Linked DNA regions of Homo sapiens: all the other regions are linked to region 5. A link is an interaction called in ENCODE POLR2A ChIA-PET data of the cell type or tissue named here. Cell type or tissue: HepG2. All regions are shown on one strand.

Region 1 (5,000 bases), 130 kb after region 5:
TGTTCTTCCATGTCACTGGGAGAGTCCAGTCTCGGGCTGTGGCCAGTTGTAAGCCTTTCTGCCACTGATAGCTCTGAAGTTGGAGTTCAGCACGAGGTTTCTGCATTTGACTGAGACCCGATGCTTTTCCTTGTCCTCCCAGGTCAGTTCCTGAATCAGGATGCCAGACTCACAGAAGACCCTGCAGGGCCCAGCCAGAACCTCACTCACCCTCTGCTCCTTCAGGTGGGAGAGGGGCCTGAGGCCGTCCTAACAGTGAAAGGCCACCAAGTCCCAGTGGTCTGGAAGCAAAGGAAGATTTACAACGGGGAAGAGCAGATAGACTGCTGGTTTGCCAGGAACAATGCCGCCAAACTGATTGACGGGGAGTACAAGGATTACCTGGCATCCCATCCATTTGACACAGGGATGACACTTGGCCGGGGAATGTCCAGGGAGCTCTGAAGCTGGCAGCCTTAAAGATGCAAGTGCATGAAGGACAGTGATGTGGGGAGGCCGTGGGGCAGCTCTTTTCATGGCTTGTACACGCCTCAGCTCCTGGCAATTAGCTGGACTCCATGACCCACCCCTGGTGCAGCATAGATCCGACGTCTGTCTGGGCGAAGGGTAGGGGTGGGTAGGGGCGGGAAGCCTGAGTGCAAATGTCATTTCCCTCTACTGCCTCTTCCTGCCTCTCCCCACCCTGCCCACATCCACAGAGGGGAGAGAAGGGTCATAGCTAAATGCAACAAAGTCTGTATCTTGTCCCAACCTGCTTTTCTGTTCTGTTAGCATATCATAAAGTAAGCCTTTCTGGTGAAGGAAGGTTGCTATGAAACTTTTTTTCTTGGTGGAAATGGACAAGTTTAGGCACTCTGCTTTTTGCCTTACACTAATGCTTAGAAAGCTGTCTTTTCAGTGGTGTTGCAGCCCCCAGATGTGTGGCCAACCTCTGCTGCAAAGGAATCTCTTGCTGAGTCCAGGCCACCAATCAGGCAAATAGCCCATACATTTGATCGTTGTAAACCATGAAGTCTTTTCTTGCAAGACGTTTTTCTTCTGCTGTGGTATCTTGCCCTTAAAAATTAGTTTTCATTAAAAAGAAATTTGATTGAAAATAGAAACATCTACAGCTCAGATACTGATCTCTTTCTAATGGGCTTTGTAAACCACTTGACTTTGCTAATGGCTATTCTCCAATTTGTTCCAATAAGCTAAGGGCTTTTCATACACAGGACAACTCCATGTGGTTGATTTTACTGGCATGTCTTGGTGACGAAGAGTTGGCCAAGTGAATGATGCATCTTTTACTTGGAGCTCTCCAGCCTTTGTCATAGTTCCCAGACCTTTTTTCCTTGTGGTCATCCAGGAGGTGATCAATTACATGTGCACAGTGCTAGGACGGGAGGCAGAGCCGGCTCAGAGCAGGTCCACCAGCCCACCTATAGCAGGAAGCGTGTCGGTGCTTAGGAAATCTAGGACTTCCAGCTTCCCTCATGTCAGATAGAAAAAAAGTCAGGAAACCAGCTCGTGGACAGGGGCTTTGGTTCCAAAACTTGGACAAACCTGATGCCTTAAGGAAAAGGTTAAGATGAGAGGGGACTTCCAGAGTCAATGAACGTCACCCTTCAGCGGACGGATACCGGGAGCGCTTGGGCGAAACAGCAGAGAAAGAAAGACTGTGGTCGGGGAAGTGGAATGCTTCGATGCAGGCCAGAGTTCAAGGCTCTGGGGCTGGCCTCACAAGAGGCTTCTTCCACGGGGCTTGACACCAGAGCAGCCCCCGCGTGAAATGAGAAGGCATGCTTAGCACTGGGAGGAAAAGCTGAGTTAAGAAAATTCTTTATCATGTTTGCCTTCCCTGGGGAAACATTCAGGCAGTAAAATGACATCCACGTGTTCCTGTCGGACGCAGCGGCTTCGGGAACAAGTTAGCGCTGGGGGACTATCTGGGCTCGTCTCTCTCTGCTTCGTGAACCCACCACACCAGGGCCTGTCTGCTGTGCTATTTATTTGCCTTCCGTCTTCCCAACCTCAGCTGCCTGTATTCATGCCAGAGGTGCAAAGGCTGCCAGCCAGTGCTGCTGACAGATGCTTTCAGACTGTAGAGCTCAGAGAAAGGGAGCGGCAGCTAGAGGTAGCCAGGGAGCTGGCCAGGCTCCCCGGGGCCTTCCTATTATGTAAATCCCAGCTGGACAGACAGCCCTGGAGCCAGGTGGCCCTGTCCCCTGTGGAGCACTTGGAGCAGTGATCTGTTGTTCCAGGTGTAAGTCTCGACACTGCAGAAATGAGGACGTTATTAGGAAAGACCAGTTCCTACTGCCTGTGTTGCTACTTTAAGAGCTGAGAAAAACATTCCAATGAGCTATCCATAGCTAACTTGCTTGCTCAGAAAAACATAAGTAACAAAGTTGAGCTTTCATTTTTAAAAATTATATTTTACTTTAGAAAAATATCACCTTTTTTCTTCCTCTTCTTTACGTGTAGATCTTTTTTTTTTTTTTCAAATGGGGTCAGTACCTGAAAGCCCGAAACCCCATACCAAGCTTATAGTTAGGACCTTTGCATTTGATAAAAAAAAAATATAGTATTTTCTGTTGTCCAGAAAATCTTCCCAGATAGGGAAACTGAGGCAGAGAGTGCCGTGGAGTGGTTTTTGCCAAGTCATACAACATACTTAATGCAGGGCTACACTGAACCTCCAGAATCATTTTGTTTGCTTTGACCCTGTTTCACCATCTGGGCAATCATTTATTTTCCTTGAGCATTTATAAACCAGGGCGAGGGTTGTTCCAAAATGAGTAATTGAATGAGATGAAGAAATATGTCATAATTAGAGGAGATAAATCTCCTTGTTATCACAATAGTTAATGTGTCATGATCACTGACTAACTGGGACCTTGAACAAGTCAGCATCTCTGCCTTTCAAAATGAAGGAACATTGTTCTCTATCCTCCCCTGACCCCCGACGGCCCCATGCTAGGTGCACCATCTTCCTCCATTTGACTTTTTAATGCTTTACAACTTCAGGCTAAAGGGAGGGGATGTTGGGAGGAGAAACCATCACAAGATTCCCTCGGTGCCACAGCTGTGCTGAGGAGGCCGGGGACTGGGAATCGGAGTGGGCACCTCTGTGTTTCTCTAGGGAGTAACATTCAACATTTAATTGAATCGTGTGTCCTGATAGGTGGATTAGGAACAGGATTCATTCCTTTAACTTTAACTTTTGGCTAAACGACATGCCTTGGATTGAGTGTATATGTCTTCCCCAAATTCATATGTTGAAGCTTAAATCCTGAATGTGATGGTTCTTGGAATTGGGACCTTTGGAAGGTTATTGGGTCTTGAGGGCAGAGCCCTCACGAATGGGATTAAGGCCCTTATAAGAAGAGACATGGGGCCAGGTGCAGTGGCTCACACCTGTAATCCCAACATTTTGGGAGGCCGAGAAGGGTGGATCATGAGGTCAGGAGATGGAGACCATCCTGGCCAACATGGTGAAACCTCGTCTCTACTAAAAATACAAAAATTAGCTGGGCGTGGTGGTGCGTGCCTGTAGTTCCAGCTACTTGGGAGGCTGAGGCAGGAGAATCGCTTGAACCAGGCAGTCGGAACTTGTAGTGAGCCAAGATCACGCCACTGCACTCCAGCTGGAGTGACAGAGCCAAACTCCGTCAAAAAAAAACAAAACAAAACAAAAAAAAGACATGGGAGAGATGGTGTTTTTCCTCTCCACCACCTGGGGATACGATGAGAAGATGGCCACCTGCAAGCCAGGAAGACGGCCCTCACCAGACACCATGTCTGCTGGCACCTTGATCTTGGACCTCCCAGCCTCCAGAACTGTGAGAAATAAATGTGTTTTGTTTAAGCTACTCAAGTCTGTGGTATTCTTGTTAAGGCAGCCCAAGCTGACTAAGACACCAAATCATTCAAAACGTTAATTCTTTTTCTGTTCTTTAAGCTTCCCAGAATGTACACAAACAATGCTGTTATTAAAATTTAAAGGACTCTTGGAACTGTAGGACATGATCCAGCTAAAATAAATAACAAATAACACAGCTAAGCAAATACTTATAAATGTAGCTTTAAATATTTATTTTAGTTTTAAATAATTAGTGGGGTACGAGACAGTTCACATTCAAGAGACATTTTACTTAGACAAAAAATTTATAAGAGAACGATGCATAAAAACAAACAACATATTGGTCTGTTTATTTTTCTAAGGGAAAATGGAATTGGAGCTGTTGAGAATAAAACTTGAAGAATCTAACTGCACTGCTTGTTTGTAGGCATTTCTGAATTACACACAATGATATGTAAATGGGGTAGCAACATGGGAAGAATAATGTTAACGTAATACAATTTATTGTAGAGAACAGCAAATTCACAGCAGTGATTCCTGTGCTCTTCTGAAACTGTCAGGTACACCGGAGGGTCTTAAACCTCTCAGTCCATTCCCGTCTGGGGATTCTAGCATCCCAAACTTTGATCATTATTGGGACCAGTACATTATTGGGTACTCTTTTGCACACACTTTGCCCACCGTCTTGACTGATGCTGCTTCCACTGGGCTCAGGGTCATTTCCCTCCTAGGTGCCATTTCTAACTCGTGGTTCTGGCACTCCTACCTCCGGTTCTGAGTGGTTTTACTGGATCGCGTTTAGATTTCGGTTGAGCTATATTACAAGCTGAACGGGACAACAGATGCTTAGAACCAAAACAGACATAGGACACAAAGGAGGCATCGCTGGTGGGCTGTGTTAAAGAGAAAACAAGTGAACAACTAATGTCAAGGACTCAAGTTGACTTATCTCTGCTTTTGGCATCTTCTGTGGCTTTAAAATGAAGGGACTGGCGTGGCAGCTCACACCTGTAATTCCAGCAGTTTGAGAGGCCAAGGCGGGTAGATCACTTGAGCTCAGGAGTTCGAGACCAGCCTGGGCAACATGGAAAAACCCTGTCTCTACAAAAAATACAAAAAAAAAATTAGCCAGGTGTGGCAGCATGCACCTGTAGTC
Region 2 (5,000 bases), 150 kb after region 5:
ACATAATTTGCCTGAGATCACACAGCTGGGGAGTGCTACAGCTGGGTTCAAACAATGGCAGTCTGTGCTCTTAATCAATTCCATATGATGAGTACAATCTCGGAGGAAGGCAACTCTCATGTCCGGTGCTTACTTTATGCTCTTACGTAGTGCCTGGAAATCTTATAATGCATATAGGTTACTTGAAAATTTATAGGAAGATAATTTGCACCCTCTCTTTCCTCTTCCTCCTGCCTGCCACGGCCTTCCTTCCCAGGCACCCTCTTGGCAGGGCCTAATTAGATGGTTGATCTGCCCCAGATCTGCAGCTGAAGAAGCCTAGTAGCTTCTATGGTGAAACTTGCATTGGAACTACACCCTATTTCCATATCCTTCTGGAATTTTCCATTGATATGGTCTGGCTTCGTGTCCCCACCCTAATCTCATCTTGAATTGTACTCCCGTAATTCCCACATGTTGTGGGAGGGACCTGGTGGGAGATGACTTGAATCACGGGGGTGGTTTCACCCATACTGTTCTTGTGGTGGCAGATAAGTCTCACGAGATCTGATGGGTTTATCAGGGGTTTCCACTTTTGCATTTTCCTCATTTTCTCTTGCCGCCACCATGTATGAAATATCTTTCGCCTCCCACCATGATTCTGAGTCCTTCCCAGCTATGTGGAACTGTAAGTCCAATGAAACCTCTTTTTCTTCCCCGTCTTGGGCATGTCTTTATCAGCAATGTGAAAATGGACTAATACATCTGTTTTCTGTGATGCTGAGCCAAACGACTGCCTCTGATTGGGTCAAGTGCACACCCCCTTTCCAGGGTCTGCAGACGGCTTCCCGGGCATTTGTCTCCATCAGTCTTCTCAAAGGTGCAAGTGCTCGTGAGTCACCTGGAGAATGTGGTGCCAGGTCAATTCCGGTGTTGGGGGAGGGGCATGAGTCTCAGATCCTCTATTTCCAACACTCCCCCAAGGGAGGCCCACACAGATGCCTGTGGACTGTGCTTGGAGTAGCAAATGTCTAAATCTCTCTTCTCTATGAGCTCTAGCTGGTACAACTATGTCCGTCTGAAAATCAGGGCCGTGGACCTTTAACTAAAAAGACCAAAGAACCGAGACTGAAATGCTGTCCTAAAAATCTCTTTCCTAACATGCTCATAGGAGCGTGCCCCAGGGAAGATGAAGAAGAAGCTTAGGGCTGCCAAGCTTTCCTATTCAACTTGTTGAGACTTGGCCCCAAGAAATAAACCCCGCCAAAGCTCCCACGTGGAGGCAGGACTGGTAAAGTGGGGGGAGTCTCCACAGTTAGGCATTTGCCCAAAAAGACCAAGTGGCCAAAAAATAATGCACCACTACACTGATAGTTTGGGAGTTATCTGCTAAGTGTAAGTCCTTGTGCCAGACACACATTTATTTTGTTAATAACAGTAGAGAAATGGGGTAGTGCTCCAGGGTCTTAGAGTACACTTTTCTTCTGGGATCACAAAGTGCTTTAAAGATAATATCTTATCCCTATGCAAAAACAGCCATCTCTTCCCCTTGCCAGAGGAAAGATACTACCAAATGATGTCTTAATGATCACCTAAGCGTGATGGCAGAGTCACAGCCAATAACCAAGGCTCTAGACTCTCACTTCTGTGAGTGCTTATTGCTAAGTTCGCATTAGCAGGGAAAGAAAAGGTACTGGCATGTACTGAACCCCATTCACCAGGCACTTTGTCAGGTCCTTCTTACAGGGGATTGCATCAGAGTAAACAAGGGACCAGAATCAAACTACTAACTCAACCTACTGATATTCAAAGTAAATATTGATTACGGATATAGAAAGTCATTATTCCATATAGTATATTAGGAGAGTGGGGCATCACAGGCAAAACACCATCTTTGTGGTCACCAAAAAGTTGCTGGAAGATTAAGGGATTCTGAAATGGCACCCTTGACACTTTACTGGTATATGTCCACTACTGCAAACACTGAGATATTTGTTTTATGCTATTTAAACAGATACGTGCCACATACTTGTTAGGTAAGCACAAAGCCTGTTAATTAGGGGACATGAACATAAGCAGGAATGATAATGACGTCTGTCTTCAAGGAACCTACTGTTTGGTAGAAAGATAAGAAAGGCAAGTATATAATAATTTCATCATTTACCAGCTGGGGAAGTTGAAAAATGATATTTAGATATCCTCTCTGTTTTGGGAAGTAGGACGGATCATGGAAGCAGCCAGGAGGAATCAGCAAGGGAAGATGAGATGGGGTCGGTTTGGGGCAGAGGATGCCCCCTGCACACTGAGGAGTAGTACACCCACTCCAGCAGCCTGGCAAACCCAGCAGCACTCACTCACACTGACCCTGTCTCCCTAGAAGCCCCGTCTCTGCTGCAGGTGGAGTTTGCAGCCAGCAGGAGGATTCCCATCAGCCCTGTCAACGTTATCACCAGTTCTGAGTAAGGAGCAGTGGTGAACTTTGTTCCCTGGGTCACTGGAACTCCAGTAGAATTGCTGATTAAAATGGGCTGTCAGGCCACCCAGGGATTCCAGGCCACGCCTACCGCACTCCACTCATGCCAGAGGGGACCTTCTTTTCAATGACACATACAGGTCCCAGATGGTGGGTAGCCTACCACTGCCAAGAAGTAAAAAATCCCCAAAAACTCCACTTCAAATTAAGTTTCTGAATTCCTTGGTGTTCTTTTGTAGACAAAGTAGAGTAGAGACGTTTGCAAATCTCTTCCTGAACCCTTGAACCGTAAGAGTTAGCCCATGCGGGTCCACCAGTCATTACTCACCTCTCCTCCTACTCGCATTCCACCCCCTACAGCTCCTGGAATCTCCCGGAGGTGAGAATCCCTGAGGCCCAAACACTCAGAACACCCTGCAAACTCCCAAAGCCCCGCCGAAAAGACAGGGGGAAGGGGGCGTTCAGGACTTTCCCTTTCGGATCTTGGGCCTGCGCTCATGTACTGGCCTGGTCTTAGCCAGTTAAACTCTCACACGCAAAACCCAGAATTCCAATCCCAAAGGGTCCTTGATCCCTCTCCAGCCTGTCTCGCATCATGCAGGGCAAACTGTCCAAGCAGGCCTGCTTGGGATGTGGGCCGGCTGTGTTATGGAAACACTGCACGGGGCCATGGCAACAGCAACGGCAGCCCCATCCTCCCCTCCTGGGAGACGTGAGCCCAGATGCCTGCACACAGGACCAGCCGTCTGCACAGGCAACCTTATTCTAACAAGGAATGAGCCTACGTGGCCTTTGGACAGTGAATGACTCCACAGGTCCTAAGAGCCATACCTGTGGTTACAGTCGTGGGATACAAAGAAGGAAAGAGACATACTTGTTTCAGCTCCATTTTCCTCTGCATAGGATAGCTTTGCTTTTTGGATAAGGAAGAGAATTTATGTCAGGCTTTCACTCCTTTCTTTGTATGTGACACTATTGAGGCCTCCCCACCCATGCACCTACTGTTTGCACGCTGTTTGGTGATAAGCCATGGGGTTTTCTCCCAGGAAACCAACTGTCTCTGTCCTCAGGTAGTTTACCATCAGACGTGAAAAACACCAAATGAGGCTTCTTTTTGAACTTTAATCTTTGCTTTAAAAATATAAAGGGAGTGAAATGGTGCAACTAACACGCTACAGTAAATTTATTTTTCACCCAGTCAATCACATAGCTGTTATTTGTCAACTGATAATGGAAACAAAAGTCTGTTATCTGTGAATGGAGACCTGGTGGCCAGTGGCCGGTGGTATCAACTTGCATCTCTCCTAAACCTAACATCCTTCCAGGGTGCATTTTACTGTCGCAAATTGGTGAGGGCTTTAGACAATCAATACAAAGTAATCATAAGATTAAATTAATAGAACACAATTTGGAAAGGATGGCTTGGCATGAAGACAACATGTCATGTTCTAAACCAAAAAGTGGATTGTTCCCTTTTTGGATATGTAATATAATGGTTCCATTCCTCTACATTCTCTATCTCTCTCTCTTTTTTTTTTTTTTTTTTTTTTGAGACAGAGTCTCACTCTGTCACCCAGGCTGGAGAGCAGTAGTGCAATCTCAGCTCACTGCAACCTCTTCCTCCCAGGTACAAGCGATTCTCATGCCTCAGCCTCCCAAGTAGCTGGGATTATAGGTGCTCACTACCACGCCTGGCTAATTTTTTGTATTTTTAGCAGAGATGGGGTTTCGCCATGTTGGCCAGGCTGGTCTCGAACTCCTGACCTCAAGTGATCTTCCTGCCTCGGCCTCCCAAAGTGCTGGCATTACAGGCACCGGCCCCCTCTCCTTTTTATCTCCAGGGTGTCCACAGCTGCTGAGCACATCTTGAGATCTGCTTTGTGCTTCTAATCAAGGCACATTCTTTAAGTTTTTGGGGATGGAGGGAGGGTCCACTACCCCCTCTGCCAAGGGTGTTCCTGAAGCCAGCTGGGAGCAGGAATTGTAAGCAAGGAGATGGGAGGGGAACAAACACAGATTCTCTCCCCACTGGGCTGTGCAGATTAAGAGAGATACATAAACTCCAGTCCACTGGGAAAACAGCGTAAGTTCATAGAAATTGCCTATGACAAATCAGAGGCATTGCATTAGATGGAGCTGGAGTGCTTTGTGGGAAGGACTTTTAGACTCCTTCCAAAAAATAAACCCCAAGGCTCACTCTCAGTCACTTTGCTAATTCTAACCAGTATTAACTTGACCTGATAGAGACTTAATTCCCACCCACTCCCAGTTTTTGGAGCAACTTGAAGTAGCCCTTCCTTTCACCCTCCCACCATCTATCTGCTCTTCTCCCACACAAAGGCACTAAATGAGGAGCACCCAACCAGATTCCATGAATTCTCACCCTTCCCATCTTCTCTCTTTCTCACCACACCCAGAGTTCAATGCCTTAGTGCATTTTATGCTTACCTCTAAACAATTATGAAACAGTCCAATTCTTTCCACCCCCAGAGGTACGAAACCGTGATTGCATGAAGATCAGATAAACAAAACCAAATCTGACATTTAT
Region 3 (5,000 bases), 150 kb after region 5:
AAAGAATGTCTAACAATGATCCCAAGAAAAGCTGTGCTAGAGTTTTCGGCCGCTCTGAGAACTCTTGTTGCCCCCTTGCGGGATGGTTAGAAAAATATTAAAACAGAAGCACTAATAGACCCCAAATATATTTTCAATGACAGCAAGTTAAAATGAACTTTTGACAAATGGCACAACCCATCTGAGCTACCTCAAAGTGGGTGCCATGAACCGAGGCTGAGAATCACCTACGGGCTGGTGTCTTATTGATAATCCCACAGCCCAGAGTTAAGCAACCGATGCTAGGACAAAACTTTGGATATGGGAGCTGCAGGACGAGGAAATCAGACTGGAGTTGAGTGAGGGAAGTGGGCTTCTGCCTCTGGTACTAACCACTGGACTACATAGAGAAAGTCACTTAATGTACCTGAGTCCAGGCACAGTGATGTACACCTGTAATCCCAGCACTTTGGGAGGCAGAGGCAGGCAAATAGCTTGAGCCCAGGATTTCGAGACCAGCCTGGGCAACATAGTGGGACTCTGTCTCCATAAAAAATTTAAAAATTAGCCGGGTGTGGTGTTTTGCATCTGTAGTCCCAGCTGCTCGGGAGGCTGAGGCAGGAGGATCAATTGAGCCTGGGAGGTTGAGGCTACAGTGAGTTGTTATCATGCCACCGCACTCCAGCCTGGGTCATAGCGTCAGGAGTTTGAGATCAGCCTGAGCAACATGGCAAAATCCCATCTCTACTAAAAATACAAAAATAAGCTGGGTGTGGTGGTGTGCTCCTGCAGACCCAGACACTCGGGAGGCTGAGATGGAAGGATCTCTTGAGCCTGGAAGTTTGAGGCTGTAGTGAGCTGTGATCATACCACTGTAGTCCAGCCAGGGTGACACAGCAAGACCCTGTCTCAAAACAAAAAAAGTACTCAAGTTTCTGTTTTCTCTATCTGGGGAAAAAAATAACTCCAAGACGTGTTGTGAAGACCAAAGAACACAAGAGATATGAAAATAATTCCAAATATAGAGCACCCTCCAAACGTTAATGATTATTATATATTTTCATTACTGCCTAAGGAACCTGAAACTATTCAGTGGTCAAGAGAGCAGCTTCGAGAGTTGATCTGCTGAATTCTAGTGGGAGGACTTCAGGCCCTCCCTCCAAGGCGTTTGGCTGAAATTTTGAGAGAAACTGAAAACCTTGGCAGTTGGTCACTTTATATTAACTCAGGGAAATGGACGTACATCAGGAGTCTTAAGAGGAAAGGTAGGAACATAAAATCACCAGTTTCAGGAAGCTTCTGGGAACAGCTGTGGGCATGGCCAGGAGAATCTTTTCTCTAGTTTTTCTTTGTTAGCTTGCGACCCTACTTTTGTTTTTGTAAACCTCAATGGTCATGCTTAGCATAGACATCTTTCCCCCCACATCTAGGCTAGAACCTAAATAGAATTGCTCACCTTTCATTCAGACTCCGTTATAATAGGGGAAACCAAAACCAACAGCGGTGCTGCATCTTTGATCTTCAAGAAGATTCCATAAATAAACTGAGAAGAGCTATTCTAATTTCACAAGGATGTCTCCATAGGCATCTGGCAGAGTCTGCAGACTGGCTCACACAGTGTGTATTCCAGCCTCTCTCTGGGGCGCCTTCCTGTGCTGTAGAGGGTGGGAGGAATTTGTTAGAGTCCCATGCAACAGGGCACACACGTGATGGTGAATTTTATGCATTAACTTGGCTGGGCCACAGTGCCCTCATGTTTAGTCAAATACTATTCTGGATTTTTCCATAAGGGTGTTTGTTTTGGGATGAAATGAACATTTCAATCAGTGGGCTTTGAGTAAAGCAGATTGTCCTCTGTGAAGTGGGAGGGGCTCATCTCATCAGTTGAGGGCCTGAATAGAACAAAAGACTGACCTCCTCCAAGCAAGAAAGAATTCTGTCAGCAGACAACATTTGAACTGGAGCTCCACCATTAGCTCTCCTGGGTCTCTAGCCCGCAGACCCACCCTGCGGATTTTAGACTTGTCAAGCCTCCATTGCTGTGTGAGCAGCTTCCTTGTAATAAATCTCTCTCTCTCTCTCTCTCTCTCCACTCACACACACACACACACACACACACGCACATGCGCGTGTGTTGTTTCTCTGGAGAACTGGCATACAAGGCACCTAATACCTAATTCAGGTCACCTAAAATGGAATTGCCATTTCCCCATCAGGAACAATTGCTTGGGACTCGAATTCTGAACTGACCTGGGGAGGGGAAGTGGGATGAAGGGCAGCACTGAGCGGGTGTGCACGCAGCAGCAACAGTCACATGCAGGGCTGGCCTGCAGGCAGGCGGCTCTCCGGTGACGACAGAATCTCAGCTTCTTGGTGGCCCCTTTCTGCTGTGTGGCTTTGGGAGGCAGCCTGGAGTGTCTTCAATTTCTTCAGCACCCCCCGCCCCCGCAGTGATGCTGGGAGTCACTGAAAGCCGGTAATCAATCCTCCTCTGTGTAACTAGCCGGGGCAGACTCTGCTGTCTGCAAGTGAACCCTGACCAGCACAGCACATCGGTCATTTTAGCTCCTGAAGCTCCTATTGTCATCTGAGCGCAGGAGCCGAGGTGACCCAACAAAGAACCTTCTATGAAGGCCCACACTGTGAGAAATTAAGTGGAAGCTCTGAACGCACAGAAACTGCACAGCAGCGTCTCCTGTGATACGGAGGCTGAATCCCCCAGGCTGGATTTCCTCGGTCACTTCTCATACTCTCCACACTCCCCAGTAAGGAATCATCCTCACATGCCACCATACAGGAGGCTAATTTCACTCCCGACTGTACAGTGGCATCCCACAGTGGCATCCAAGACAAACATCATCAGGGACCTGGGCAAAGGGCAAGGGGACGAGCAGCTGCTACTCAAACGTGGGCTTTGCCCATCGCGAAGGACTCATAAGTGTGTTTCCATGGCGGGAAACGTGGCTTCTCTTTCTCTGGCTTCATCTCCTCCAAAGCTTAAAAAATTCAAGGCTTCTGGGTGGCTAGAGTTAATAATGACTTAATTTTACATTTTAAAATAATTAAAAAGATATAACTGGATTGTTTGTAACAAAATGGATAAATGCTTGAGGGGATGGAGACCCCATTCTCCACGATGTGATTATTACACGTTGCATGCCTGGATCGAAACATCTCATGTACCCCATAAATATATACACCTACTATGTATCCACAACATCAAAATAAAAAATTACAAAAATAAAAAAAATTTAGTAAGAAATACTAACATGAAAAGTTTTTCAGTAGTGTAGTGAAAAAATGTTACAGATGGTATATTTTAGATAACCTTTAAAAATGTGTAAATATGAATAGAAAAACTTATTGGAAGAACGTATACCAAAGTATTACTAGTAACTATCTCTGGAGGAAAAATTAATTTACTCATTTTATTCTTCTTTTCAGTATGTTCCTCAGTTAATAATTTGACTCTGAAGATAGAGAGAAGATGTTTATTTTAAAATGAATATGTATAATAATTCTATCACTGATTCTACTTGAAAGAAATGGGCTTTATAAATTTATTATATTGATCATCATTTGTGAAAACTATGAAAAGCTTCCATGAACCACTCTAAAACAAAGTGGGCATTTTAAAAAAATTCGAAGCTTTATATTGGTGGCCAGTCTGTAATGAGGACCCCATGTTATTAAATGAATTACTCTTTCCCCCATCAGTCTTTGGATAAAGAACAAGGGCGCCATCATTTCCAGGCAATGAAGACATCGTTTGTACCCTTGAGGAGAGAACACTCGACAAAGTGATAAGAATTTTAGGAGCCTACAAGACTGTCTTCTTCTACCATTTCACTCACTCTGCTGTTTTCATAGCTTCTTACCATAGAAAGATAAGGAACAAAACCCATATTATTTACTTGTGTGACACTGGAAGTGAGTTCCTTCCTGGGGCTATTGGTCTATTCCATAAACCGTGTTCTGAAGACCAGCCAGGCAATTCTAGACCTCTGGGATTGGTGTTGTCCCCTCAGAAAGGACGGGGGATTCCACAACACGGGGCTCTTCGCTTAGGTGTCCAGGCAGGCATGTGCTTCCGCTCTTACTCAGATACCACAAATCCCTGGGCGCTACAACCTCCGGCAAGACGTCCTTCCACGCGTCCTGCACTGCAGCTGGGGGATCGTTTCTAAATCCGAGCAGCACGTCACTGCTCCTTCCAGAATCATTCCTACCAGGCCTTCCATCGTTTGATTTCTGCCCCCTTTCTTTTCTAACCTTGCCCCAAACCATGCCTCTCCTCTTCCTTCTCATCCTTTTTGCTCCCATCCACCGTCTGGTTCTCAGTGGGGGTCGGGAAGGCGTCTCTCCGATCTGTGCAGACTCAGCCTCTCCTCCACCCTCAGATCCCAGGCTCATCGTCATCCCTGCCCTCCCCACTCTCGCAGGACTCACAGTCTCCTTCACAGCGCTTGTCATGGGTGTCAGCTCTGCATTTGGGCTCCTTTGATTAATGCCTTTCTCCCTCACTGAAGTACAAACTCCAGGAGCAGGAACCAGATCTGGTTCTGTTCCTTCTTTTGGCCCTAGAACGCAGCACGGTGCCCGGCACAGAGTAGATACTAAGAGAGACTTGTTGAATGAATGAATGAATGAATTTAAAAAGGGAAGAATGCTGAGAAATCCAGTAAGCTTAGAAATAAACAGAAAAGGACGGAGCCTAGCCTACGACAGAGCAGGAGAATCAGGTGTCTATATTTTTCACAAAGCCAAAAGCAGACGGAGGGACTAATTAATTTTTATGTGTTCCATGCCCAGCATGGTATCTGGTATGTAGTGGTAGGTACCCATCAATATTTGTCCAATCAAAAGCGATTGCACCAGCTGGTCTCATTTCTGATAACCACCCTCTCCCCAGTAGCTTTAAAGGAAACTGACCAATGCATTTTTACAGATCAAAGACAAAATGCAATGCAGCATATCCAGTGAAAATGAATCAAGCTCTTTTCTCAAATACATCTTCATTT
Region 4 (5,000 bases), 160 kb after region 5:
CATCTACCTATCAATCATCTATCTACATATCTCTCTTCTAGCATCTATCAATCATCTATCTTTTATTATCTGTCAGCTACCTATCAGTCATCTATCATCTATCAATCATCTATCTTCTATTTTCATCTATCTATCTAGTCCATCTATCTAGTCTCATCTGTCTTGCTATCATCTGTTTTGTTAAATAAAACTCCAGCCCATATCTCAGAGGCCACACACACCCTTTCCTACCTCCCCAAACCCTTCCCTCCTCTTCAACTTAAAAAAGCTAAGCCAGTTCTGGAAGCAACCTGAATGAGCATTCTTAGAAAATGTGGGCCATGTCTGCCCAATGAATGTAACAAGTATTGTAAAGGCCCCTAAATAGCAGAAAGTGGGGAGTGCTGCGAGAGAGTTTCTGGAGGCCACCGAGGAAGGGGCGGGGTGTGCTCGTGTGGCTTTTCATCTTCAGAGCCTTGGTGTCACCTTTCCAGGAGCCAAGTGCCAACACCATCATAACATTGATTTTAATGGAAGTGGACACACATCAGGGTGGTCTGGGGAAAGTTGTCACCTGCATCTCATCAGCCTGGTGACAGCACGAGGGAGCACCCTTCCTTGGCCTCTGTGACCTCCTCTGACCCTCACTTCCAGGGTCAGAGGTGGTCACAGGCACTGGGGACTCTGGCAAGTCACAGCACATGGGGACAGGCTCCATTCTCTGCGAATCTGAGGTAACTGTTCCCTATACATCCCCCACAACATAAACAACCCCCACAATATATACATCCCCTTCCACACAATATATACATCCTCCCACAATATATACACTCCTCCACACAATATATACACTCTTCCATAACATATACACCCTCCACATTATATACATCCCACACAATGTATACATCCCCCTCCACACAATATATACATCCTCCCAAAATATATACACTCCCCCACACAATATACACACCCTCCACAATATATACATCCCTCACAATATATACACCCTAAACAATATATACATCACATACGATATATAATCTCCCTCTACACAATATCCCACACTATATACATCCCCCACACAATATATACATCCTTCCACAATATATACATCCTCCCACAATATACACATCCGCCACACAATATATACATCCCCCAAAATATATACACCCCCCACAATGTATACACCCCACACAATATACACACTCCCCACAATATATACACCCCACACAATATATACTCCCCCACATAATATATACACCCACACACAATGTATACACCCCACACACAAATCGTTAGTTTAAATTTTAGAGGAAAATGTGAAAGGCACAAAAGGAAGACTCTTAAGAAATGAAGTGACGGGCTGTTCTGGTTGGAGTCACAAAGCGGGTGAGAGCAGGAGGTTGAGGCGACGCAGGGAGCTGGGAGAAAGGCCTGGAAGGGCCCAGCAGCGGGGCTGAGGGTGGCGGGGACAGGAGGGCCGACCGCCCCTTGGCGGCCACCGCTGCCAGGACACCTCCATGTGCCAATCACCATTCCCTGGGCCGACTCTGGCCCTCCCAGTTCAAACCCAAGGAAGGGCCTTGAAACATGACGACCGTTCCCCAAAAGTGACATCTGTGTTTCCGAAAGTGGCTTTTATGACTTCCAGATGACAGACGGGATCTTCCCAGACGCACAGGAGCGGCGTCTCTTCTGTGCTTCCACCTGAAATGCCCAACAACCGGAATCCTCATTTCATGGAGAGCAATAGACCACAAATAAAGCCCGCAGACCTGAGACGCATTTTCCGGGGAACAGCAGAGTTCGATGAGAATTGCGGAGGGTTTTCCACGAGTCACTCTCCCCGTGGTTCCTAGTGCTCACCTTCAGAAAGTCACGGCCACGTTTGGTGGCAAAGCTCCCTCACATCTCTGATTTCCTTGCTACAAGCTGAGATTTGCAACTTGAAGTTTGGGACCTTCATAGACATAGTCTTCTCAAAGAGATTTTTAAAAGCGTTTTTTTTTTTAAATTTTTAATTTTTTCCCTTAAATCGGTGTCATTTCTAAGGAAATCTTGCCCTCTAGCTCTCAAATCTTAAAATTGAGCTCAACCTAGTGACAGAGCCACACAATGGCAGATAAACGGACAATGAGCGCCATCTACTGGGTTATTGTCATAGTCCCCCTCAACACAAGGAAAAAGAAAAAGCCAACAGAAAGAAGGGCTGATGGATTATCTCATGCTGTGAGATAACACTGATGAATGTATATTTTCACCGTCAGCAGATTTCCCATTTCGCTTATTTGTAGAGCTACTTTCTATTGCGTCATCTATATTTCCCTCCCCTCTCTATAAAAGACAGCTGTCACTCATGAAGATCACATGATACATCTCCAGCAGATGTTTAAACTTCATTCATTTGTCAGAAAATTACAAAGCAGCCACTCCTCATTTTCTCAGCAATTCCTGCTGGGAATAAGGGAGAACGGAGATCGCAGAAGGTGCGTGTACTTCAGACGTAAGCCCAAATTAGTGAATCCACCTGATCAGCTCCCGGACCAGCAGGAACGCAGGTGCACTCGGGATCAGCAACTGTAGGGTTGCACTGAAGGTGCTGTGAAAGCAAGCAGGTCAGCCTGGGACAGACACCCACCTGCCCACTGCGAATTCACTTGATTTGACTCCACTATTCCGTAAATGGCATGAATTATTACATATGAGTAAAGGAAGAGACCAGATTCGTTCCCAATCATGAAAATGCATTGTAGGAGTTGGGAAAAATGGAACAATTTTGTAACCTGGATGGGATAGACAGGGTGAGTTGAGCCTACTGTTTTGTTCAAAATCTAATAACGATGGCTACCAGTGGGGAAGACATTTCATTTCACACCTTCTTATCTAATTTTGAAAGTTGGGTCATGTTAATGTACTATTATTATTATTATTATTTTGAGACAGAGTCTCACTCTGTCACCCAGGCTGGAGTGCAGTAGCACAATCTTGGCTCACTGCAAACTCCACCTCCTGGGTTCAAGAGATTCTCATGTCTCAGCTTCCCAAGTAGCTGGGACTACGGGTGTGCACCACCGCACCTGGCTAATTTTTATACTTTTAGTAGAAACGGGGTTTTGCTGTGTTGGTCAGGCTGGTCTTGAACTCCTGGCCTCAAGTGATCCACCTGCCTCAGCCTCCCAAAGTGCTGGGATTACAGGTGTGAGCCACCACTCCCAACTGTGTTATGTATTTTCAAAAGAAGAATACTGCTGGCACATGGCACATATTCAGTTAGTTTTGTTGAAATAATGGATCTGTGAATGAACATAAGAATTTTTGTTGTTTGTTGTTTTGAGACAGAGTCTCTGTTGCTCAGGCTGGGGTGCAGTGGCATGATCTCAGCTCACTGCAACCTCCACCTCCTGGGTTCAAACGATTCTTTTGCCTCAGCCTCCCAAGTAGCTGGGATTACAGGCATGCACCACCATGCCCGGCTAACTTTTGTAATTTTTGTAGAGACGGGGTTTTGCCTTTGAACATAATAATTTGATAGTGACATATGATGGACATGATGAGACTGCTGGGGTGGCCCTACAGGAAGAACAGACGCCTCACTCAGCCTAAGGGGTGAGGGTCCCTCATGAGTCAGCCTTCTAAAGAGCGTTCTGACCGGAGTTTCCCCAGCTCTGGATGGGAGGGTACTCAGGTGAGGGGCCGCTAGGCATTCATTCATTCACCCCTTAAATACTTGCTAGGTGTTGCTTTGTGCAGGGTGCTGCACTCAGTACCATGGATATAAAAGAGAACAAGGCAGATGTGGTTCCTGCCCTCAGGGAGCTTACTGTCTTAGGCAGACTGAATTCTTGGGTGTCTCGGCAGAGGGCACCCAAGGTGCACCTCTTGGGTGAGGGCAGCTCCCCTCAGTTTGGCTTCTAGCCCAGCTCTCTTGTGGGACTGTCTTGGGACCAGAGCATGATCATCAGGAAATCACACACGAGTCATAACTCTACAGTTTCCAATGTAAAGTTGTGAACGTGGAGTCCAGCAGGACCTGCAGCTCATGGGGCTGGTTCTCTCAGCTCTCACTTTTTTCACTTATGGGAGAAAGAAACTTCCAGGTCATAGAGAGCAGACAAGAAGCACCCCATTGACAAAGTTTGGGTGCTCTAAGCAGCAGTGAGGAAAACAGATGTGGTTTTTCTGGCGGTAAAGGGGTAGCAATGTGGAGACTGCCTATCGTTTTTGACGTTTTACAAAGCACCCCGTCCCATCCATATCCCTCTCCCCATGGCCGTCTGCTTTGGGCTCCGGAGGGGAGTTTGACAGTGATAGTCCAGTGGTCTTCCCAGCTTGTAAGGCACAGAAATATAGTTTGTTACTGTTTATTGTAAACTAATTGAACTCATGAGATGATAACCTGGAAAACATGTGGCAACTCAATCTGTATCTTGCAAAAATAAGAGATTTATGTGCTCAGATTAAAACTGACCTTCTATTAAAGTTATGTGTTTGAGATTAATTCCAAAACCGTAGCAGCAGTCCTGATAAAATGGAAAGTTTCCCGGAGCCTCTGAAGCTCATTTACAGAAACAGACTTAGCTACCAGCTCGGCTGCAAAGTAAGAATGTGGGTAGGAAAAGATGGTAGAGAGAGAGAGAGATGGTTCCCCGTGTGAAACTGCAGTGATCTTAATCCTCCAGACAGAGCAAATCTAATTTTAAAACACTCCTTTCTATCCTAAGTCATTCCCTTGGTGGCCCACAGCCCAAGAAGTGACCAAAATCAGTAATAATATTTCCAACAATAATTAGAGTTTACTATGCTCAGATATTCCATTTATGTTTGCCTGGGCCCTGTGAGAAGGCATCACTGCCCCGTGTTAATGATAAGTCACAGCTCTGTGCCTTGGCTTAGGTGGCCATGCTCACAGGTGAGGGAGTTAGAGCTCCCACTAAATCTTTTGGCACCACATTTTCTGCACGTCCCGCCATGCACATGGTGATCTCAGAAGGGCACCCCGTTTGAGGACTCTCCTCCTCCTG
Region 5 (5,000 bases):
AGCTTGCTTTTTCTTGGACATACTCCTTATCCATTTTTGTTGGGCCAAGGGCTCTGCTCTGTGTGGCCCTCACTCCAGTGGCCCAGGCTGAAAGAGGCAAGGCATGTGGCAGGGAGCAGGGAAACATGGAGGAGCACATGGGTTGAATGCTTCTACCTGGAAGTGTTGCATGGCGTTTTCATTTGTAGTTCATTGGCCACCACAAGGCGCATGGCCATGCTTAATTTCAAGAGGGTGGGGGATTGCAATCTTCCCTGTGCCTGGAAGTAGAAGGAAACCAGATCTTGGTATAGGATAACAGCAGCCACTGAAGGAGAGTGCTGAGGTTGGGAGTTGAACATGAAAGAAAGTCAAAGTGACCATTAGAATAAGCCCCAGAAATTGCAAGAATCTTGGGGAGGCCCTTGAACTTGCTGCCAAGCTCAGATTAGCACATTCAAATAGCATTTGCATAGATAACAAAGGTGAGTGGCTTTAGCTGAGGAAGGGTCACTATGCATCACATATTTATACTTTCTTTTTTTTCAACTTTTATTTTAAGTTCAGGGGTACATGTGCAGGATGTGCAGGTTTGTTACGTAAGTAAACATGTGCCATAGTGGTTTACTATACAGATCATCCCATCACCTAGGTATTAAGCCCAGCATCCATTAGCTATTCTTCCTGATGTGCTCCCTCCTCCCATCCCCCACCCTCCAACAGACCCGTGTGTGTGTTGTTCTCCCGGCCATGTGTCCATGTGTTCTCATCATTCAGCTCCTACTTATGAGTGAGAACATGCAGCATTTGGTTTTCCGTTCCTGCGTTAGTTTGCTGAGGACAATGGCCTCCAGTTCCATCCACATCCCTGCAAAGGACATGATTTTGTTCCTTTTTATGGCTGCATAGTATTCCATGGTGTATATGTACCATACTTTCTTTATCTAGCCTATCATTGATGGGTATTTAGGTTGATTCCATGTCTTTGCTATTGTGAATAGTGCTGCAATGAACATACACGTGCATGTTTCTTTATAATAGAATTATTTATATTCCTTTGGGTATATACCAAGTAATGGGACTGCTGGGTCAAATGGTATTTCTGCCTCCAGGTCTTTGAGGAATCGTCACACTGTCTTCTACAGTGGTTGAACTAATTTACACTCCCACCAGCAGTGTAAAAGCTTTCCTTTTTCTCCACAACCTCAACAGCATCTGTCGTTTTTTTGAGTTTTTTTCTTTTTTTCTTTTTGAGACAGAGTCTAACTCTGTCACCCAGTTGGGAGTGCCTCAGCCTCAGACTCCCAAGTAGCTGGGATTACAGGCATGTGCCACCAGGCCCGACTAATTTTTGTATTTTTAGTAGAGAGTGGGTTTCACTATGTTGCTCAGGCTGGTCTCGAACTCCTGACCTCAAATGATCCTCCTGCCTAAGCCTCCCAAAATGCTAGGATTAAAGGTGTGAGCCACTGTGCCCTGCCGTTTTTTTGACTTTTTAATAATTGCCATTCTGACTGGTGTGAGATGATATCTCATTGTGGTTTTGATTTGCATTTATCTAATCGTCAGTGATGTTGAGCTTTTTTCATATGTTTGTTGACCGCATGTATGTCTTTTTTTAAGAAGTGTCTGTTCATGTCCTTTGCCCACTTTTTAATGGAGTTTTTTTTCTTGTAAATTTGTTTAAGTACCTTGTAGTTGTTGAATGTTAGATATTTGTCAGATGGATAGATTGCAAAATTTTTCTCCCATTCTGCAGGCTGTCTGTTCACTCTGATGATAGTTTCTTTTGCTGTGCAGAAGCTCTTCAGTTTTGTTAGATCCCACAGACATTTGTGCTTTCCATGACAACTTGCAGCCTCTCCGGAGGCACCAGGCAGTGACCCTGACTCTGCCGGGAGCCCCTTCCTCACATCGTGTAGAAAGTAAGTCTTTGTGGTCAATGGATGAGGAGAGTGCGCTCTTCTAGAATCACAGAGGGTGTTTTCCTTCCTCACATCGTGTAGAAAGTAAGTCTTTGTGGTCAATGGATGAGGAGAGTGCGCTCTTCTAGAATCACAGAGGGTGTTTTCCGTAGGAAGCTGCTGTGTGGACTCAGGAACAAGGGGCAGCAACCTGGGAGAGTTTGGGAAAATAATTTTAGAGCAGCCACTTATTGGGGGAAACATTCTGGTTTTACTCAGTGTCTGTTGTTACTTTCATGTGGCTGTTGGATGGTGCCCCTATGAGACTCCCATAATTAAGCAAATCCCTTGAAGCGGTCTTCAAAGTGTGTCTCCGCTAGATGGCGTGAGGTGCTCGCCTGTTTCCAGCTGATGGAAGTGACTTGAGCTAAGCCAGGGACCAGGAACTTGAAGGTAAAACAGCGCCTCACGCTGCGGGCTGATGAAATATGCAGTCGGCGGATGTAAAGGACTACGTCGTACTAGAATAATAATACAATACGGGGGCTTTATTGCAGTGGTATTAAATAAATACACACCCAATATCACTAGAGGCAATGAAGTAGTTTTTCCTTTCCAAAAACATAGTCGTGTAACTGTTATTATAGATTGATTCTGATACAAAATGTGCACACAGAATGAATATTTAAGGGTAATTCATTTATAAGGTGTTATTCAGAAACGGCACTTACAAAACAGAAGATGTAGATACTTATTACAGGAAACTAAGCAGCCAATCAACCAATCGGTATGTACCGAATATTTCTGCAGGCAGTGCACGTTGTTACACTGTACGGCAGGTGAGACAGTGTACACTGTGGTTAAGAGTACAGTCTTTGAGGCCAGACAGACTGAGTTTGTATTATTTATTAGCTATGACCTTGGGCACATTGCTGCATCTCTCTGGGCATCAGTTTCCTTGTCCGTAAAACGGGAATAATCATACCTATCTCATAGGGTTATTGTAAAGAGTCAGTCTTTGTAAAGCATTTCAAATATAGCCTTGAACACAGTTAAGAGCTATACAAGTGTCAGTCATCATTATAATTGTTTGTTATGACGTGGCTCTTCACTTTACAAAGGAACTCATTCACTGTAGGGTTCAATGGAACAAAAATGTGTCAAGTACCTATTATGTGCTAGACAGGACATTGATCACTGTGGACAGATCAAAGGACTATGAGAGCGGCTAAGGCGTGGCTCCTGTCTTACAGGATCTAGGAATTTCATAGGGCAGAAGGATCACACAGTTAACTAACCATGCAGAAATGCAAAGGGTGATGGTACTGATACAAATGACTGTGACAATCTGGAAAGGAGGAAATAGTGTTTGAGTAGAGCTTGCAAAAATGGGCAGGGTTCAGTGAGTGGAGGTGCCAGGAAGCGTTTTCAATGGGAGCAGTATGAGCAAAGGCTCCCAGGCCGGGCCATGTGGGCACTTTCGTAAGGTCTGCAGAAGGCTGGAATGACTGAAGTGTGGAGACTCATGGGAAGATATGACTGAAAGTATGTCTCCATAATGACCACTTCAATCATCTTAAACATTTGAAAACTTTTTTTTTCATTTATTCCTCCTACTTTTTATTTCCTGGATTATTTTTAATTTTTAAAATTTTTAATCATTAATTGTTTTAGAGACGGGATCTTGCTGTGTCACCTAGACTGGAGTGTAGTGGCATGATCATAGCTCACTGCAGCCTCAAATTCCTGGGCTCCAGTGATCCTCCTGCCTCAGCCTCCTGAGTAGCTGGGACTACAGGTGCACATCACCACACCTGGCTAAATTTTTGTTGCTGTTGAGACAGGGTCTTGCTATGTTGTCCAGGCTGGTCTCCAACTCCTGGCCTCAAGCAGTCCTCCTGCCTCCACCTCTCTAGGACCTGGGTCTATATGTGTGAGCCTGGGTGCCCAGCTTTTCCTGAAGTATGTTAAAGTAAATTCCAGATATTGAATCATTGCACTTATAAACACTCAAGATGTAGCCTCAACTGAGAATATCTTTTTATGTAACCACAACACCATTATTACAGCTTACATAATGAATCATATTTCCTTAATATTACCTATTTCAAGTGGTTTTTGATTTGTTTTTAAGAGCAAGAAGACAATCCTAGTGATATCGTAAAAAGATTAGAGAGGAGAAAAATCAGAAGAGAAACTAGTTAGGAGGTCATTGTGATAGCTTTTTGTTAAAAGCTTTAGTTTTAGACTTTGGCAGTGCACAAAGCAAAAGAGATGGCTGAAAAGCAGCAAGAAGCCAAGATTGGATGGGAGGGAAGTTTTTTGTTTTGTTTTGTTTTGTTTTAGATGGAGTCTCGCTCTGTCACCCAGGCTGGAGTGTGGTGGAGGGATCTCGGCTCACTGCAACCTCCGCCTGAGCCTCCTGAGTAGCTGGGATTACAGGTGTGTGCCACCATGCCCAGCTAATTTTTATATTTTTAGTAGAGTTGGGGTTTCACCATGTTGGCCAGGGTGGTCTCGAACTCCTGACCTCAGGTGATCCACCCGCCTTGGCCTCCCAAAGTGCTGGGATTACAGGTGTGAGCCTCCATGCCTGGCCAGGGGGGAGTTTTAAGAGTGAGGGAGCATAAACTGAGGAACAGAGGGGAGCTAGAGAAGGGCAGGAAGATTTAATGGACTTTATTAGGAATTTAAATTGTATGGCTCCATTTAGACAGAATTGGCATATGCATTATTAGGGACAGAGATGCATTGTTTTATTTTTTAATTTCAACTTTTATTTTAGCTTCAGTGGGTACATGTGCAGGTTTGTTACCTGGATATATTGTGTGATGCTGACGTTTGGTGTTTGAGTGATCCCATCACCAAGGTACTGAGCATAGGTAGTTTTGGGTCCTAGTTCCCCTCCTTCCCTCCTGCCTCTAGTAGTCCCCCATGTCTATTGTGTCCTCAATGTTTAGCTCCCACTTATAAGTGAGAACATGTGATATTTGGTTTTCTGTTCCTGTGTTAGTTTGCTTAGGATAATGGCCTCCAGCTCTATCCACGTTGCTGCAAAGAACATGATTTCTTTCTTTTTTATGGCTGTGTAGTATTCCATGGGGTGTATGTACCACA

The links. ChIA-PET counts read pairs that join two places held together with the same protein. Peaks named below come from ENCODE experiments on the same cell type or tissue, not always from the same donor. Only the 100,000 strongest peaks of a DNase experiment are listed, where the experiment ranks them.
Region 1: POLR2A ChIA-PET joins it to region 5 with 10 read pairs; 2 of 35 experiments call an interaction of 5 or more read pairs at or near these places.
Region 2: POLR2A ChIA-PET joins it to region 5 with 16 read pairs; 2 of 35 experiments call an interaction of 5 or more read pairs at or near these places.
Region 3: POLR2A ChIA-PET joins it to region 5 with 22 read pairs; 9 of 35 experiments call an interaction of 5 or more read pairs at or near these places.
Region 4: POLR2A ChIA-PET joins it to region 5 with 26 read pairs; 11 of 35 experiments call an interaction of 5 or more read pairs at or near these places.

What each region holds. Positions count from the first base shown.
Region 1 is chr10:7,558,527-7,563,526 of GRCh38, reverse strand. It overlaps ITIH5 (inter-alpha-trypsin inhibitor heavy chain 5), which reads left to right. Exons shown (of 14, transcript NM_030569.7): 14 at 143-4,257. The coding sequence ends at 444. Among named protein-coding and RNA genes, the nearest start is that of LINC02642, 88 kb to the right of the region's middle. In HepG2, no CTCF peak of the experiment used is centred here; a DNase peak (open chromatin) is centred at 2,066; H3K4me3 peaks cover 821 bases.
Region 2 is chr10:7,539,417-7,544,416 of GRCh38, reverse strand. LOC105376391 (a long non-coding RNA gene) reads right to left here and starts at 3,018. Exons shown (of 2, transcript XR_930632.2): 1 at 2,781-3,018. RefSeq lists enhancers at 2,069-2,928, 4,866-5,000. In HepG2, a CTCF peak has its summit at 2,389; DNase peaks (open chromatin) are centred at 2,456, 2,786 and 3,096; H3K4me3 peaks cover 1,874 bases.
Region 3 is chr10:7,530,723-7,535,722 of GRCh38, reverse strand. It overlaps LOC105376390 (a long non-coding RNA gene), which reads right to left and starts at 2,342. Exons shown (of 3, transcript NR_188188.1): 1 at 2,230-2,342; 2 at 1,436-1,634. In HepG2, no CTCF peak of the experiment used is centred here; a DNase peak (open chromatin) is centred at 2,532; H3K4me3 peaks cover 874 bases.
Region 4 is chr10:7,522,723-7,527,722 of GRCh38, reverse strand. No RefSeq gene overlaps it. Among named protein-coding and RNA genes, the nearest start is that of LINC02642, 52 kb to the right of the region's middle. In HepG2, CTCF peaks have their summits at 1,472 (motif pointing left) and 2,093 (motif pointing left); a DNase peak (open chromatin) is centred at 2,122; H3K4me3 peaks cover 584 bases; H3K27me3 peaks cover 274 bases.
Region 5 is chr10:7,684,746-7,689,745 of GRCh38, reverse strand. No RefSeq gene overlaps it. Among named protein-coding and RNA genes, the nearest start is that of ITIH2, 16 kb to the left of the region's middle. RefSeq lists a silencer at 2,251-2,300 and an enhancer at 2,206-2,500. In HepG2, a CTCF peak has its summit at 2,299 (motif pointing right); DNase peaks (open chromatin) are centred at 2,315 and 3,105; H3K4me3 peaks cover 274 bases.